Linked DNA regions of Homo sapiens: region 1 is linked to region 2. Evidence: read pairs that join two places in POLR2A ChIA-PET (ENCODE). Cell type or tissue: endothelial cell of umbilical vein. All regions are shown on one strand.

Region 1 (8,000 bases), 230 kb after region 2:
TATTCTTTGACCCAACGATTTAATTTCTAGAACTTTATTTTTACAAATATTTATATGCTTATTTGCAAAATGATATAGGTGTAACATTATTCATTGCAGAGTTGTTTGTAATAGCAAAAGATTAGAAACACCTTTCATGTCCATCAATAGGGAACTGATTAAACAAATTATTTTTCATTCATACAAGACTATACAGCTATTGAAAAGAACAAAGAAGTTTTTTCTGTACCACTATTTAAAAATCTTTAAGGTATATCATTTTGTGAAAAAAGCAAGGTATAAAATACAGTGTGCAGTACATTGCCATTTGTGGAAAAAAAGGGAAAAATCATATCTATATCTATATATATGGATATAAATCTGTTTTGTGCATATACCTCAAAATCTCTGGAAATACATTCAGAAAACTGGAAAATTTGGCGCCTGTGGGGAGGAGACTTAAGCGTCAAGGGTGAGGACAATATTTTTCATCGCATTATATTTTTCTTTTAAATAGATTTTATTTTTATTTTTATTTTATTTTTTAGAGTAGTGTTAGGTTCACAGCAAAATTGGGTGGAAAGTACAGAGAGTTCCCATATGCTCCCTCCCTCCACATATGACAGTATTCTTCACTATCAAAATCCTGAACCAGAATGGTTCATTTTTTTACAAATGGTGAACATAGATTGATACATCATTATCACCCAAAGTCTGTAGTTTACACTAGGGTGTTGTACAGCACTCTTGGTGCTGTATATTTTATGGGCTTTGACAAATGCATAATGACCTGTATCCACCATTATAGTATCAGAGAGGGTAGTTTCACTGCCCTAAAAATCCTCTGTGTTCTGTTTATTCATCCCCCATTTCCTTCACCTGTCCCCCAATCCTGGCAATGAAGAACATCTTGGTTGCTTCCAAGTTTTGGAAATTATAAATAAAACTGGCATAAATATCTGTATACAGGTTTTTGTTTGGATATAAGTTTCAACTCCTTTGAAGAAACACCAAGGATCATGACTGGGGGATCATACGGTAAGAGTATGTTTAGTTTTGTAAGAAACTGCCAAACTGTCTTCTGGAGTGACTATACCATTTTGCATTACCACCAGTAATGAATGAGAGTTCAGTTCCTGTTTCTCCACATCCTCACCAGGGCTTAATACAGTGTTTGTTATTATCTTTTTATTCTTTTTAAATTTTGAACCATGTGAATGCATTAAATGAAATAAAATGAAAAAAAAAATAAAGAGTCCAACTTACAGCCCTTCCAAGAAGCCTTCTTGATGTCACCAGGGAAGTTGACTTGTTTTCTCTATTCCCCTGCTGCATCATACATTCTTTAACTACAGGATCTTTTATACTGCATCAATTTATTGTGTCAGTGACAGCCTCCTCCACTAGACTGTGAGCTTCCTGATGGTGGGGCAGTGTCTTATTCTCCTTTGTATCCCCAGTGGCCTAGCCCAGAGCCTCACAATGAATGAATAGACAAGCTAGATTAATATCATTAAAAATTGCCTTGTAACAATAAAATGACAGGTAGACTTGAAAAACTCATAGCAGTTTAGAGACAGCTTAAAATGATAAGGATTACACTTGATTCTCTCAGTTGCAATTTAGGAACAGCTTTCCTTAGCATCTAGAGGCCCTTTTTGAGTTATTTTTCTTTTTCCAAGAGTGGTAAAACTAAGTTAGTTAGCCTACTGGGGACCTCCTACATGCAATGGAACATGCTAGGTCTTTGGAAGATTTGGTCCTAGATATGATCTTAAGGGATTTGCTATGAGTAGGAAAGATGACAGATGTCCAAAACACCTGGACCAGGGACTGTATTATAGGATGAAGTATAAGAAAGGTGTGAATAAAACAGAAGGTATGGAGGTGAAGACACACTTGATCTGAGATAAGATATATTGTTAATTCATTTATTCATTCAATACATGCACACTGTAGGAAAGTTGTGGTATCCTTCTTCATCCATCATAAGGGTCATGGCCAACACTCCTATAACAAAGACAGATTAATAAGAGAAAAGCATAGCAAATGTATTTAATCAAAGTTTTAGTGACATGGGGAACTTCAGAAATGAAGATTCAAAGACCCAGGGAAAACTGACCATTTTAATGCTTAGATTTGATGAAGAATGAACAGCCATGTAGAAATGAAATTGGACAAAGGGGTATAATCTAATGGTAATTGACTGAGGGGGAAAACTCAGCAAGGCCTGTCTGTTCATAGTCTTCTTGGCCTGTCTGTGTAGCACCCCTTCCTCCCAGGTATAGGACAGGACCCCTCTGGAATGAGGGTCTTTAAGGGAGAAAGGAGAGAGTCACCTTTCTAGATTTTTTAGCTTACATTAGAGATGAGGAGTTCTAGTTTTTATGTCCTGCCTTGGAGAAGAGGAATTCTGGTTTCTTTGACTCCCTTCAGGGGAGGAGGAAGTGTGGGAAACCAGAGGGCAGGAGAAGGTCGAGAGAGACTTTGCTTCTGAGGCTGCTTCTGAGGCCTTCCAGTTTTCTTTAGTTCAAAGTACTCAGTACGCCAAAGTGACATACTTTTGAGTATCATTTTCTAAGCTGAACAGCACTGAGCCCCTAATACGTGTCAGGCACTGTTCTGTGCTGGATTATTGCAGTGAACAAGACATGGAGCTTCCAGTGTAGTGTGTATATGTGTGTATGTGTCTTTGGGGTGGAGAGGAGAGTAAGACTAGGTAGGGAATCGGGGGAGGGCAAATACAATAATTAAGTAACTGATAAATAAGGAAGCTCTGTTTAAAGAGAATGGTCAAATAGTAGGGCTAAACATGGAAAAAGTAAATAATACAAAATAAATGTAATGAATTAGGAAAGGAATTGCTTACTGGGAATAACAGTAGGGAATAATTAGATTTAATGCAGGGAAAACAAATAAATAGCAAGATGACACATAACAAGAGAGAAAGAGAAGGAAAAATAGTGTTACAAGAAGATCTGGATGCACATGAAAAGAAACAGCCATGCCACAACTAGTGACTAATATTTTAGTCCACTGTCCTCTTCTACATTTCAAAAATGGAAATCAGTTTCTTGATTCTTATTTCTGAGTTTAAAGCGTAGCATTCTACCTATTATAGTTTAACTCTTTAGGTTCCTTTAAAAAGCTTTGTCAAATTGTCCTTGTTTGCAGATGACATGATTGTATATTTAGAAAACCCCATCATCTCAGACCAAAATCTCCTTAAGCTGATAAGCAACTTCAGCAAAGTCTCAGGATACAAAATCAATGTGCAAAAATCACAAGCATTCCTATACACCAATAATAGACGAACAGCCAAATCATGAGGAAACTCCCATTCACAACTGCTATTTAAAATACCTAGGAATACCACTTACAAGGGGTGTGAAGGACCTCTTCAAAGAGAACTACAAACCACTGTTCAAGGAAATAAGAGCGGATGCAAACAAATGGAAAAACATTCCATGATCATGGATAGGAAGAATCAATATCATGAAAATGGCCATACTGCCCAAAGTAATTTATAGATTCAATGTTATTCCCATCAAGTTTCCATTGACTTTCTTCACAGAATTAGAAAAAACTACTTTAAATTTCATATGGAACCAAAAAAGAGCCAGTATAGCCAAGACAATCCTAAGCAAAAAGAACAAAGCTGCAGGCATCACACTACCTGACTTCAAACTATACTACAAGGCTACAGTAACCAAAACAGCATGGTACTGGTACCAAAACAGATATATAGACCAATGGAACAGAACAGAGGCCTTAGAAATAACACATCTACAACCATCTGATCTTTGACAAATCGACAAAAACAAGCAATGAGCGAAAGGATTCCCTATTTAATAAATGGTGTTGGGAAAACTGTCTAGCCATATGTGGAAAACTGAAACTGGACCCTTCCCTTACACCTTATACAAAAATTAACTCAAGATGGATTAAAGACTTAAACGTAGCACCTAAAATCATAAAAACACTAGAAGAAAACCTAGGCAATACCATTCAGGACATAGACATGGGCAAAGACTTTATGACTAAAACACCAAAAGCAATGGCAACAAAAGCCAAAATTGACAAATGGGATCTAATTAAACCAAAGAGCTTCTGCACAGCAAAAGAAAATATCATCAGAGTGAACAGGCAACCTACAGAATGGGAGAAAATTTTTGCAATCTATCCATCTGATGAAGGGCTAATATCCAGAATCTACAAGGAACTTAAACAAATTTACAAGAAAAAAACAAACAACCCCATCACAAAGCGGGCAAAGGATATGAACAGACACTTCTCAAAAGAAGACATTTATGTGGCCAACAAACATATGAAAAAAAGCTCATCACTGATCATTAAAGAAATGCAAATCAAAACCACAATAAGTTACTGTCTCATGACAGTTAGAATGGTGATCATTAAAAAGTCAGGAAGCAGCAGATGCTGGAGAGGATGTGAAGAAATAGGAACTCTTTTATACTGTTGGTGGGAGTGTAAATTAGTTCAACCATTGTGGAAGACAGTGTGGCAATTTTTCAAGGATCTAGAACCAGAAATACCATTTGACCCAGCAATTCCATTACTGGGTATATACCCAAAGGGTTATAAATCATTCTACTATAAAGACACATGCACACATATGTTTATTGCAGCACTATTCACAATAGCAAGACTTGGAACCAACCCAAATGCCCATCAATGATAGACTGGATTAAGAAAATGTGGCACATATACACCATGGAATACAATGCAGCCATAAAAAAGGATGAGTTCATGTCCTTTGCAGGGAAATGGATGAAGCTGGAAACCATCATTCTCAGCAAACTAACACAGGAACAGAAAACCCAACACTGCATGTTCTCACTCATAAGTGGGAGTTGAACAATGAGAACACATGGACACAGGGAGGGGAACATTAGGAGATAGCTGGGGGAGGGATAGCACTAGGAGAAATACCTAATGCAGATGATGGGTTGATGGGTGCAGCAAACCACCATGGCACGTGTATACCTATGTAACAAACCTGCACATTCTGCACATGTATCCCAGAACTTAAAGTATGTATATATATAAAGCTTTGAAATAATTACATGCTTATATTGATTTTAAAATATTTTCTGATTTATGACATATTGATACATGGCATACATGTTATTGATATGTACAGAATAACAAGAAGAATTTTATGTTACATGGTAAATAGTATTGTAAATCAATGCTGAATGATTGGTGGTCCTTTATGATACTATTTACCTTAGAAGTATCTGCTTTGGTATTAAAATGTCAATGCTAATGTGTTGAGAAAGAATTGATAGTATCTATTTTTAATATCTAACTATGCTTTTATTATTGTGACTTTTAAAATTTGTCATTGAGTTTTGTTCTTTCTTTCCATCTAAGAAAGCATAAATATGCATTCGAATCATCTGGTGATCCTTTTTATATGTTGTTTCTCACTGAGAAGTTCTAGAGTGGGACCTGGGATTTTCAATTTAATAAACTCCCTGGACCATACTTTGTTTTTTTGTTTGTTTGTTTTTGTTGTTGTTGTTGTTTTTTGAGATGAAGTCTCGCTCTGTCGCACAGGCTGGAGTACAGTGGGACCATCTCAGCTTACTGCAACCTCCACCTCCTGGGTTCAAACAATTCTCCTGCCTCAGCCTCCCAAGTAGCTGGGAACGCAGATGCACACCACCATGCCTGGCTAATTTCTGTATTTTTAGTAGAGATGGAGTTTTGCCATGTTGGCCAGGCCGGTCTTGAATTCCTGAACTCAAGTGATCCGCCTGCTTTGGCTTCCCGAAGTGCTGGGGTTGCAGGCTTGAGCCACCGTGCCCGGCCTCCCTGGACCGTACTTTGAATAGCAAGGAACTAGAAGTTATATGGAGCTTTTAAAAAAAAGTAATTGTAAAGAGAAAGAATTTTTGTCCCAGCTGCCTCCCAATTTAATACAAAGAAAAGCAAAAGAATATTGTCCTTTAAAATTCACCTAAAAATAGTTTCACAAAACAGTGGTTTTAATCTTGCATTATTTGGTTATTACTATTATTTGATATACCTAGTGTCTTTAATTGGATCATCTAAACACATGGCAAATGCAATTGAACAGTTCCCTCATGTCTTTATTTTTGGAAGTGAAAAAACTAGGGGCAGATGCATCTCATTAAATTGCTAAGATCAATAAAGACTTAACTATAACCAAGATGGAAGCTGGGAGAATTTCCAGACATTAGAGCTCATCACTAGATGCAAAGACTCTTTCAAGGAAGTGAAATTGTGCAATTGATAGCCAGAATAAACTCATGCTTGATATAGGAAATAACAAGCAGTAAACAGGAAAGAAATCTACAATTAGGAAAATAAGCAGTATTTAGGAAAATAGCAGTTATAAAACAGTTTATTGTCAACTAAAATCGAACAAACAGTAGGCTAATTGAAGTACTATGTATCATTGTGTTAGTTGGAATGTTTTATATCAATACAGGACTTGTAAATTAAATTATAACTTTAACCACAGTCCCATTTAGTAGAATGAAACACATCATGCTTAGCAGTCTCCTTTCTGCTATCCCATCCCCTATCTTGTGTTTAAATTGTAGAGAAAGCTCTTAAATATTCATCGAAGCCCCACAGATAAGGACGGTGCCTTCTCCGATCTTCTGTGTTCTCATTTTTGTTTAGTATTCCCCATTCTGTGGATTTTCCTTCCCTGCCTTAAGAATGTGTTTAGTCATGCAGTCTGCAGAAGAGTGTTGGGGTCAGGGGTGAGAACTGATCAAATATGAGGTGGCAATAGCTGACAATTAAATCTTTGATGTCTTTCTTTTTTCTGGATCCAAAGAAAAGAATTAATGTAGGCATTTCAGATACCGTTGTAAGGGTTCCGTGTGGAAAAAACTGTGAGGCAGGAACCAAGGATTCTCAAAACCTGCTTGACATATGCTAAAGGCTAGCTTTAAATATATTTTATTTAGTATAGTAGTTTTATTTGAAAGGTGCAAAGGAGGCTTCCTGTAAATTATCAAGCAGTTTTCCTACCTCAGCCTCTCAAAGTGATGGGATTATAGGCATGAGACACTGCACTTAATCCCAGTGTACAGATCTTTTATTACCTCCTTGGTTAAATTCTTTTCTAAGTATTTTATTCTTTTTGATACTATAATAAATTGAATTATTTTTAAATTTTTTTCTTGGATAGTTTATTGTTAATGTATACAAATCCTACCAAACGTTTAAATGTTCATGTTGTATTCTGCAACTTTACTGAATTCATTTATTAGTTCTAACAGTTTCTTGATGTAGTTTTTAGAGTTTTCTATATGTAAGATCATATCATCTGCAAACAAAGACAATTTTACTTCGTCCCTTCCAATTTGTATGTCTTAGATTTCATTTTGTTGCCTAGTTATTCTGACTAGGACTTCCAGTATTATATATTGAAAATAATTGGTGAGAGTGGGTGTATTAGTCGGTTTACGTGCTGCTGATAAAGACATACCTGAGACTGGGAAGAAAAAGAAGTTTAATTGGACTTACAGTTCCGTATGGCTGGGTAGGCCTCAGAATCATGGAGGGAGGCAAAAGACACTTCTTACATGGCAGTGGCAAGAGAAAAATGGGAAAGATACAAAAGCAGAAATCCCTGATAAAACCATCAGATTTCACGAGACTTATTTACTGTCTTGAGAGCAGTATGGGGAAACTGCCCCCATTATTCAAATTGTCTCCCATCGGGTCCCTCCCACAACATGTGGCAATTATGGGAGTACAATTCAAGATGAGATTTGGGTGGGGACACAGAGCCAAACCGTATCAGTGGGCATCCTTGTCTTGTTCTTGTTTTAGAGGAAAAGCTTTCGGTTTTTCACCCTTGAGTTTGATGTTGCTGTGGGCTGGCCATATATGATCTTTATATTGTATTGAGGTATATTACTTCTATACCTAATTTGTCAAGAGTGGATTTTTTAATCACAAAAGGATATTGAATTTTGTTAAATGCTTTTTTCTGTATCAATTGGGATGAT
Region 2 (8,000 bases):
TCCAGCCAGGGCAACGGACCAAGATTGCATCTCAGAAAATAAATAAATAAATAAATTTATTTATTTTCATATTTCAGGCATTTGTTTATTTACTGGCTATTATAACTAACACATCTTTGTGTATGGTTCCCAAAATATTCACCTAGCATACTACTTTTTTTTTTTAAGGAAAATTGTGGCATCAGACATTTTTCATGGCTTTTATTATTTCTTATCAAAGAAGAAATTTTCTACCTAAATTTCTAAATTTCATATAATAAAACCTATAAGTCTCCATCACCTAATCTTAATAAAGACTCATCCACATTAAGATAAGTGGAACATAGCCATGAAAACATAAGATTTATTTTTTATATGCTATTATGTCCTGCTTTATTACATAAAAGGAACTCAATCCGTTGATTTGGTAATTTTTTTCAGTCTCATTTCACATATTCCTTAAAAACCGTAAAAGAAAGGAACTATAAAGAATGTCCTTTTCAGGCCGGGTGCTCGTGCCTGTAATCCCAGCACTTTGGGAGGCTGAGGTGGGCGGATCACCTGAGGTCAGGAGTTTGAGACCAGCCTGACCAACACAGAGAAACCCCGTCTCTACTAAAAATACAAAATTAGCCAGGCATGGTGGCACATGCCTGTAATCCCAGCTACTTGGGAGGCTGAGGCAGGAGAATTGCTTGAACCCGGGAGGTGGAGGTTGTGGGGAGGTGGAGGTTGCGGTGAGCTGAGATTGTGCCATTGCACTCCAGCCTGAGCAACAAGAGCGAAACTCTGTCTCAAAAAAAAAAAAAAAAAAAAGAATCTCCTCTTCGAAACCCCAAAGAAGGTAGCCTTCAATAATGCTGATTAACTAGAGTGTATTTGACAATAGATAGCTTCCTCAAAATCTAAGAAAATTGAGGGCACAGTGGCTCACACCTGTAATCCCAGCATTTTGGGAGGCCAAGGTGGGAGGATCACTTGAGACTAAGAGTTCGAGACCAGCCTAAGCAACATGGTGAGACGCCCCAATCTCTACAAAATAAAAAGAAAATTGATTTTCTACAGTGTTTAGAAAACTTTTCCTTCTTTTTTTTAATCAAGAAAATCATTTTTAAATAGAAACCTTTCCCCCTGTCCTGTGCCCACCAGTGTTCCTTTTCTTCCATAAACACAAACTTTCCACCACAACAATCCTACAACACCTACAACACCCACAACACCCAACACTTCACTTCCACCATCTCCCAAAAAGTGTATGGGTATTTTTTTGTTTGTTTGTCTCTGGGTTTGTGCGTGTATGTGCCGGTGCACTTTAGGCTAATCTATGCTGCATAAACCACAAAGTTCCAAAAGCAGTGAGAACATCAGAGCTGGAAAAATCACAGTAGCCAGATGTGTCTGCCGTGAACTCACCATGTAAATTTGATTAAGAAAAAAACTAATGGAAAAAAAGGAAAACATAAGATGCCTAAGTAGAAATCTGACTTCTAGTGAACTTTCAGCATGTCTTTCCAAGTGCTTTAAGCAACCCAGGGCTTCGATATCCCTTAGCTATTTTATTTGCTCTTGATACAATGCTAAGCCTCTTTGTATACTTCCTAGAGAGAACAGCAAGCCAACTTAGCAAACTGAGCACAGACAAGATTTTCCATCTTGTCTTGAAAAGTATGCCCTGAAAAGAAAAAAAAAAAAAAACACACATGTGTTTATAATTTGAAGTACAGCTCGAGACACAGACCTGGAGGACTTAGACTCTGGGCTGGTGGATGGCACATCTTCAAAGGGGTAAGTAAGTGCGTGTGTGTGCATGTGTGTATATGTAACTTTAAAAATTTCCTATAGTATTGAAAATACACTCTAGTTGCACTTTACCAAAAGTTTCTGAATTGGCTAGGGTTCGCAGGCTGGTGAAGTTGTTATAGTCTTTATTTTTTCCTGTACTGTCAGGAAGGATACTAGCATCTCAGGTCAGGGTCTCATTCCAACAAAAAGCCTCATTAGTGTGTGACAGCAGCTCAGCACACCATGGTTTATGATCACTAGGATTATCACCAAAAAGGCAAAAAAAAAAAGAAAGGAAAAAAGCATGACACTTTCTTTTGGTAAAAACATTTTAAAATATGGAGCTACTTTAAGTTGTTGCATGTTTTCAGTATTTGTCTGCTGAGGAATGGGAAAATCTAACACTTCACTACTTGCAGAGGGGAAAATGTTCTTCACTTAGAACTCAGAAGTGTGACTGCTCTTCACAAACTCCCTCTGTGAATGACCTGACAGTCACAAGCTTGCTCCTCTTCATCTTCTCACAATTGCTGTCCGAGGTTAAATGTTATTTTTTGGTACCACACCAGCTAGTTTCACAATTTGTAAGCAAAAGTGCCCAAACAAATATAAGTTGCAGTAACCATGGTTGGGTCTTCCTGAAGGAGGAATGGAATGGCTTTCTAACAGAGCATATCAAAGGATCTTCCTCTGATTACACAGGAGCCAGAAAGGGGAGGAAAAATGAGGCAACTGGCTAACAATAATAGCTATAACAATACAAGTGCTGGCAGCTTACTATACATCAGGTACCAAGACATGGACTACCTAAATACTCAAAACAACGTTATCAGATAGGTACTATCATTATCACCATTTTACAGATAAGGAAAATGAGACTCAGAGGTTAAATAACCCAATACATAAACGTCTAAATTAAGAGAAACTCAGTTCTGACTTCAAGTTCTTCCAAAACAGTCCCCACCCTCCATCCCACTTCCATGCCCACTTCGCCACCACTCTAACCAAGGACTAAGATCTGCAGCAGGCTTCATTTTCTCAAGCCCATTGTTTTATACATTATAACAGAGCCTGTGTAGGCAGTCTATTTTTTTCCCTCTTTTGTTTCCCTCTTATTCTCTTTTTTAAAATTTTAGTAAGTATTAATAGTAAGGAAGGCCCACAACCTACTTAAAACATACAAACTTCTGGCTGGGTGCAGTGGCTCACGCCTGTAATCCCAGCACTTTGGGAGGCTGAGATGGGCGGATTGCCTGAGGTCAGGAGTTCGAGACCACCCTGGCCAACATGGTGAAACCCCATCTCTACTAAAAATACAAAAATTAGCTGGGTGTGGTGGCGGGCGCCTGTAATCCCAGCTACTCCAGAGGCTGAGGCAGGATAATTGCTTGAACCTGGGAGGTGGAGGTTGCAGTGAGCCAAGTCTAAAGTCCCCCAAGGTCGTCTTTTCTTCTTCCATTTATTGCATATGTCTGGGAATTCAGGCTTAAAGGCCATTACTCTGCTCAGACAGAATCCAAATTGGTAAAGCCTGATTTGGCAAATACAAAAACTAAAATTTTAGTTTTAAGCTAGACGAAACTGGAGATGGCTATTTGAATTAAAGTGCAAAAAAAAAAAAAAAAAAAAAAAAAAAAAAAAAAAAACCATATTTTTGCAATTTTCCCCTTCAGAGCTTATTTCATTTTACTTAGACTCAGTGTTCAACAAATCTGCCAACCTGCAGAAAGAATCCTCTGTTTTTACAAAGTCACTCACTCCAGGATGACTAAGTAATGGGTCTTTCCTCTTGCAATAAAAATATGGTTTGATTTACAAGTCGCATTACAGGAATACATCTAAAGCTCTTTTTGTTGTTGTTTTTGTTGTTGAGACGGAGTCTCGCTCTGTCGCCCAGGCTGGAGTGCAGTGGCGCAATCTCGGCTCACTGCAAGCTCCGCCTCCCGGGTTCACGCCATTCTCCTGCCTCAGCCTCCCGAGCAGCTGGGACTACAGGCGCCCGCCACCACACCCAGCTAATTTTTTGCATTTTTAGTAGAGACGGGGTTTCACCGTGTTAGCCATCACGGTCTCGATCTCCTGACCTCGTGATCCTCCCACCTCGGTCTCCCAAAGTGCTGGGATTACAGGTGTGAGCCACCGCGCCCGGCATCTAAAGCTCTTATAAAAAATAAGGTGTCTAGTGATAAGAAGTTTCTCCTGGGAGAGGTAACTTAAACATTTCCACCAGAGGGCACTATCCTCACTGAAGGTAATGAATACATTGTTCCTAATTTAAAACACTTTGCAATCTAACCAGCCCAAAATAAATCATTTTTATTCTAGAAAGCACTTATAAAGAACAGTTAAATTGTCTTAAAATATAACATGCTATAGTTAAATAAAATATAAAATATTTTTTGCCATAAAAATAATGATAATAAACATATATTTTAGCTTACTATGTGGCAATCATAGTTCTAAGCACTTTGCATATATAAACTCGTAAGTTCCTCATATATTAATAATCCCCATTGTACATATGATGAAATCAAAGCACAGACAAATAACTTAAGGGTCACCAAACTAGTAACTACAGAGCCAGGATTCAAATTCTGGCAGTCAGACACCCAAGTCCATGTACCTAACCTACAGAAACATACAGGGACCAAATACAAGATTTGTTTCTGAATGTAGTTAACTATGCCACTGATTATATCACGGCTCTAGAAATAAATAAAATTAGTTATAAAAGGTACTATTCTATCATCTGATAGTAATGCTATTAACTGTATTTTGACATCCTTTTCACATGTATATAAATGCCTTGCATTAAAGAAGACCTATCACTTTAGTTCACTTATTTGACAGCTACATTCCATTGAAAAGTACCAAAGTTCTAGATTTAAGAAGAAGGAAGAGTGGGAGGAGAAGAATCTGCTCTTTTCTTTTTCTAGTTTTTAAGAGTTGGGGGTCTCACTATGTTGCCCAGGCTGGCCTCAAACTCCTATGCCCAAGAGATCCTCCCACCTCAGAGCCTTCCAAGTAGCTGGGACTACAGGGATGCACCTCTACACCCAGCTCTGCTCTTTTTATTTTTATATGTTTAAAGATATATAATAAAGACTATGAACCACAGGCAGAGTTATGGCTTGAAATGAAATAGTCTGAGTAAATCATTTATTATTCTGACTGTATTGAGACTCTCTAAATTAAGTCCTGGTCTTTGGAACTTACTTGGCATTCCAAGTTGTATTTCCATCCTTCAGACACATCTGTGATTCTCCATAAGCTAGAAACACACTTTGCAATGGGCAAATACACAAATATTGTTGGAAAAACCCCAGAATGTGCGTCTTGAGAAATTCACTGCCTTATTAGAAATCTGGAAACTGCTGGGTGCCGGGTCTCACGCCTGTAGTCCCAGCGCTTTGGGAGGCTGAGGCAAGCGGATCGCCAGGGGTCAGGAGTTCGGGACCAACTTGGCCAACATGGTGAAATCCCGTCTCTACTAAAAATACAAAAATTAGCTGGGCGTGATGATACATGCACATAGTCCCAGCTACTGGGGAAGCTGAGGCATGAGAATTGCTTGAACCAGGAGGCAGAGGTTGCAGTGAGCTGAGATCGTGCCACTGCACTCCAGCCCGGATGACAGGGTGAGCCTCTTTCTCAAAATAATAATAATAATAATAATAATAATAATAATAACAAAAATTAAATAAAAATAGAAATCTGGAAACTAAGGTATTTTACTGAGCTACAGGTAAATTTGTTTCAGAATGTTCAGATTACAACTTCTTTAGATATACTTTACTAGTGCAATTGGACTTTGTGTGTGTGTGTGCATATGCATGCATGTATGCACATACAGGCAGACTCACATGTGCCTTCAATATCTAGTTCCAAGCATTCAAGCTTCTTTTAATTAGTCCACTTCCTACATATCGCACAAATTTTAAAAATTAAGGAGAATGCATAAAAGAACATGACAAAGGATATCCACTCCAGTATTTGTATGCTAGCAACACACTAGTAACAACCTAAATATCTACCAGATAGGAGTTAGTTAAATAAACTAATTATAGCATATTAATATAGTAGACTAATAGGCAAATTTTTAAAAGAATGAAGCAGCTCTATATGTATGGACAGGCAGGTGAAAAAAGCAAGATACAGAACAGTGGTTATGATATGCTAACCTTAGTATGATTAAACATACACACACACACAACTAGAAACACTGGTTGGCTCCAGGAAACAAACTTGGGGACTGAGGAAAGGGAGATTGGAGGAAGTGTTTGAATTTTTTTTTCTTTTCTTTTTTTTTTTTTTTTTTTTTTGTAAACTGGGTTCATGAAAGATTTTTTTCCGATTATAATTGATTACAAAGTTAAAGTTAAAACTTTAATAATCAGTTTTTAGAATTTTCGATGAAAATTAAATGGTTAAACAAACTGTAAAAACCAGTCTAATGCCACCTAATTTGGGGTCTCTTTACTACAGTGGCATCTGATTTCTACACGAGCTCCTGTATATTTGGGACAAAATAACTCACTGGAGGCTTTGGTTTACCACTGCTGGTACCAGAACTGGTTGCATTTTCTTTGATCTGCCCTTTAGATAAGGAACTCCACAGAGGTTGTTCCATGTCATTTGCTTTTTGGAAACTGTACATCTGCAAGCTTTAAAGCAGTAGGTTCAGACTTCCTGGAAGAACTGACACTTGAAGCTGACTAGGGTCTACTTGAGTTCATACTCACTTTGGCTAAGCCACAGTATGAGGGAAGGGTGTCCAGGAATAACGCTTCCATTTTTATCTTGTTCATTCCTGAAAATCCAACAGGAGATTCTTTTCACTCCCTAAAATTAACTGTTCTGTGTATAAAGCATATCTGGATATCTGATCTTAAATGGAAATGTTATCTGAAAATGGCACCAACTTTTCTAAAACTTTAAAATTGGCCCTTTTTTATTTTTAGCCCTGGGGGAGAAGGAAGGGAATGATTACCAAAAAAGCTGACTGGTTCCGTTGCTGCAGTGTATTAATTCACTGGTGATTATCTCTAGTGGGGATAATTTTAGCAGAAAATATTCTCTTCTCAAGTCTAAAATCGCACTTATTAAGTATTGTAAATGAAGTAAAAAGTGAGCCATATTATCCCACGGCAGGTATGGGGAGAAGCCACCTGCAGGTTATGTAATGGTTAACTCCCTTCTAAAATCAGACTAGCCTGCTCTCCAGCTCTGCTCTCCACAAGCTGCAAGACTTTCGGAAAGTTTCTTCATGTATAAACTGGAGAGCCTGCTACTTTTTGCAGGGGTTTTGGAAGGCTTTCATAAGGTAAGGCATGGAAGCACTTGGCATGCTATCTGACACATGTTATGCAGCAATTATGAAAAAAAAAGGAAAAAAGGGAAATAAGGATAGGGATTTGAGACTAGAATTGTACCTGTAGGCAGTCGCCAGGAGCCAAAGTCACCCAAAGCGTGTATGTGTCCTACTTGCCTCAGGCTAGATGAAGACAGGAGGCCTAACTGATTTTTCTACCCCAATTAAGGCCATTGGAGGGAAGGTCAGAACTGTAGTTTAAAACTGAGGCAGCAGTATCATGAGTTGGTGGTAAAGAGACCAAGTAAAGAAGAAAAAGCCGGCAGAAGGGTAACACGGTATTGCAGCCAAGAAGAAGGAGCAAACACCGTCTGGGTGCATGAAGAGACATAGAAACAGCCAGAACCACTTATGAGCCCCGCCACCCCTTGATTGAACACCATTTCTTCAGCTTGGAGTCAAAGCTTGGGGCTCCACCAGGCACAGTGGTTCATGCCTGTTATCGCAGCACTTTGGGAGACTGAGGTGTTAGGATTGTTTGAGCCCACGAGTTCAACACCAGCCTGGGCAACAAAGGGAGACCCCAACTCTACAAAAAAAAAATATCTTTTTTAATTTTAAAAAAGCTTGAGGCTTACCGAGATTTGGCTGGGATACTGCCATGGACCTCTGAGGCACTGGTGTGGAACTGACGGCAGGGTGGAGGTTCATATGATTCAGAGGCTGATTCATCGCCTTCCTAGGGTCTTGCCATGTGGTGATTTTTTCTATGTGACTAAAAGAAGGAAAACAATTAATTATCTTTTTAATTGTCAGCATCATTATCATCATCACCAACAACAGCATAATAGTTAATGACACTAATTCTTCCCTTAGGATCTGCTTGAGTGGTTGATAGATTGTGCTTGGTTTCATCCAAGGACATACT

Evidence for each region. ChIA-PET counts read pairs that join two places held together with the same protein. Peaks named below come from ENCODE experiments on the same cell type or tissue, not always from the same donor. Only the 100,000 strongest peaks of a DNase experiment are listed, where the experiment ranks them.
Region 1: POLR2A ChIA-PET joins it to region 2 with 5 read pairs; 3 of 35 experiments call an interaction of 5 or more read pairs at or near these places.

Annotation. Positions count from the first base shown.
Region 1 is chr3:149,795,143-149,803,142 of GRCh38, forward strand. No RefSeq gene overlaps it. Among named protein-coding and RNA genes, the nearest start is that of ANKUB1, 6.6 kb to the left of the region's middle. In endothelial cell of umbilical vein, no CTCF peak of the experiment used is centred here; no DNase peak of the experiment used is centred here.
Region 2 is chr3:149,565,154-149,573,153 of GRCh38, forward strand. WWTR1 (WW domain containing transcription regulator 1) reads right to left here. Exons shown (of 7, transcript NM_015472.6): 3 at 7,711-7,847. Among named protein-coding and RNA genes, the nearest start is that of WWTR1-IT1, 83 kb to the right of the region's middle. In endothelial cell of umbilical vein, a CTCF peak has its summit at 3,985 (motif pointing right); DNase peaks (open chromatin) are centred at 2,311, 3,512, 4,017 and 7,928; H3K27ac peaks cover 985 bases.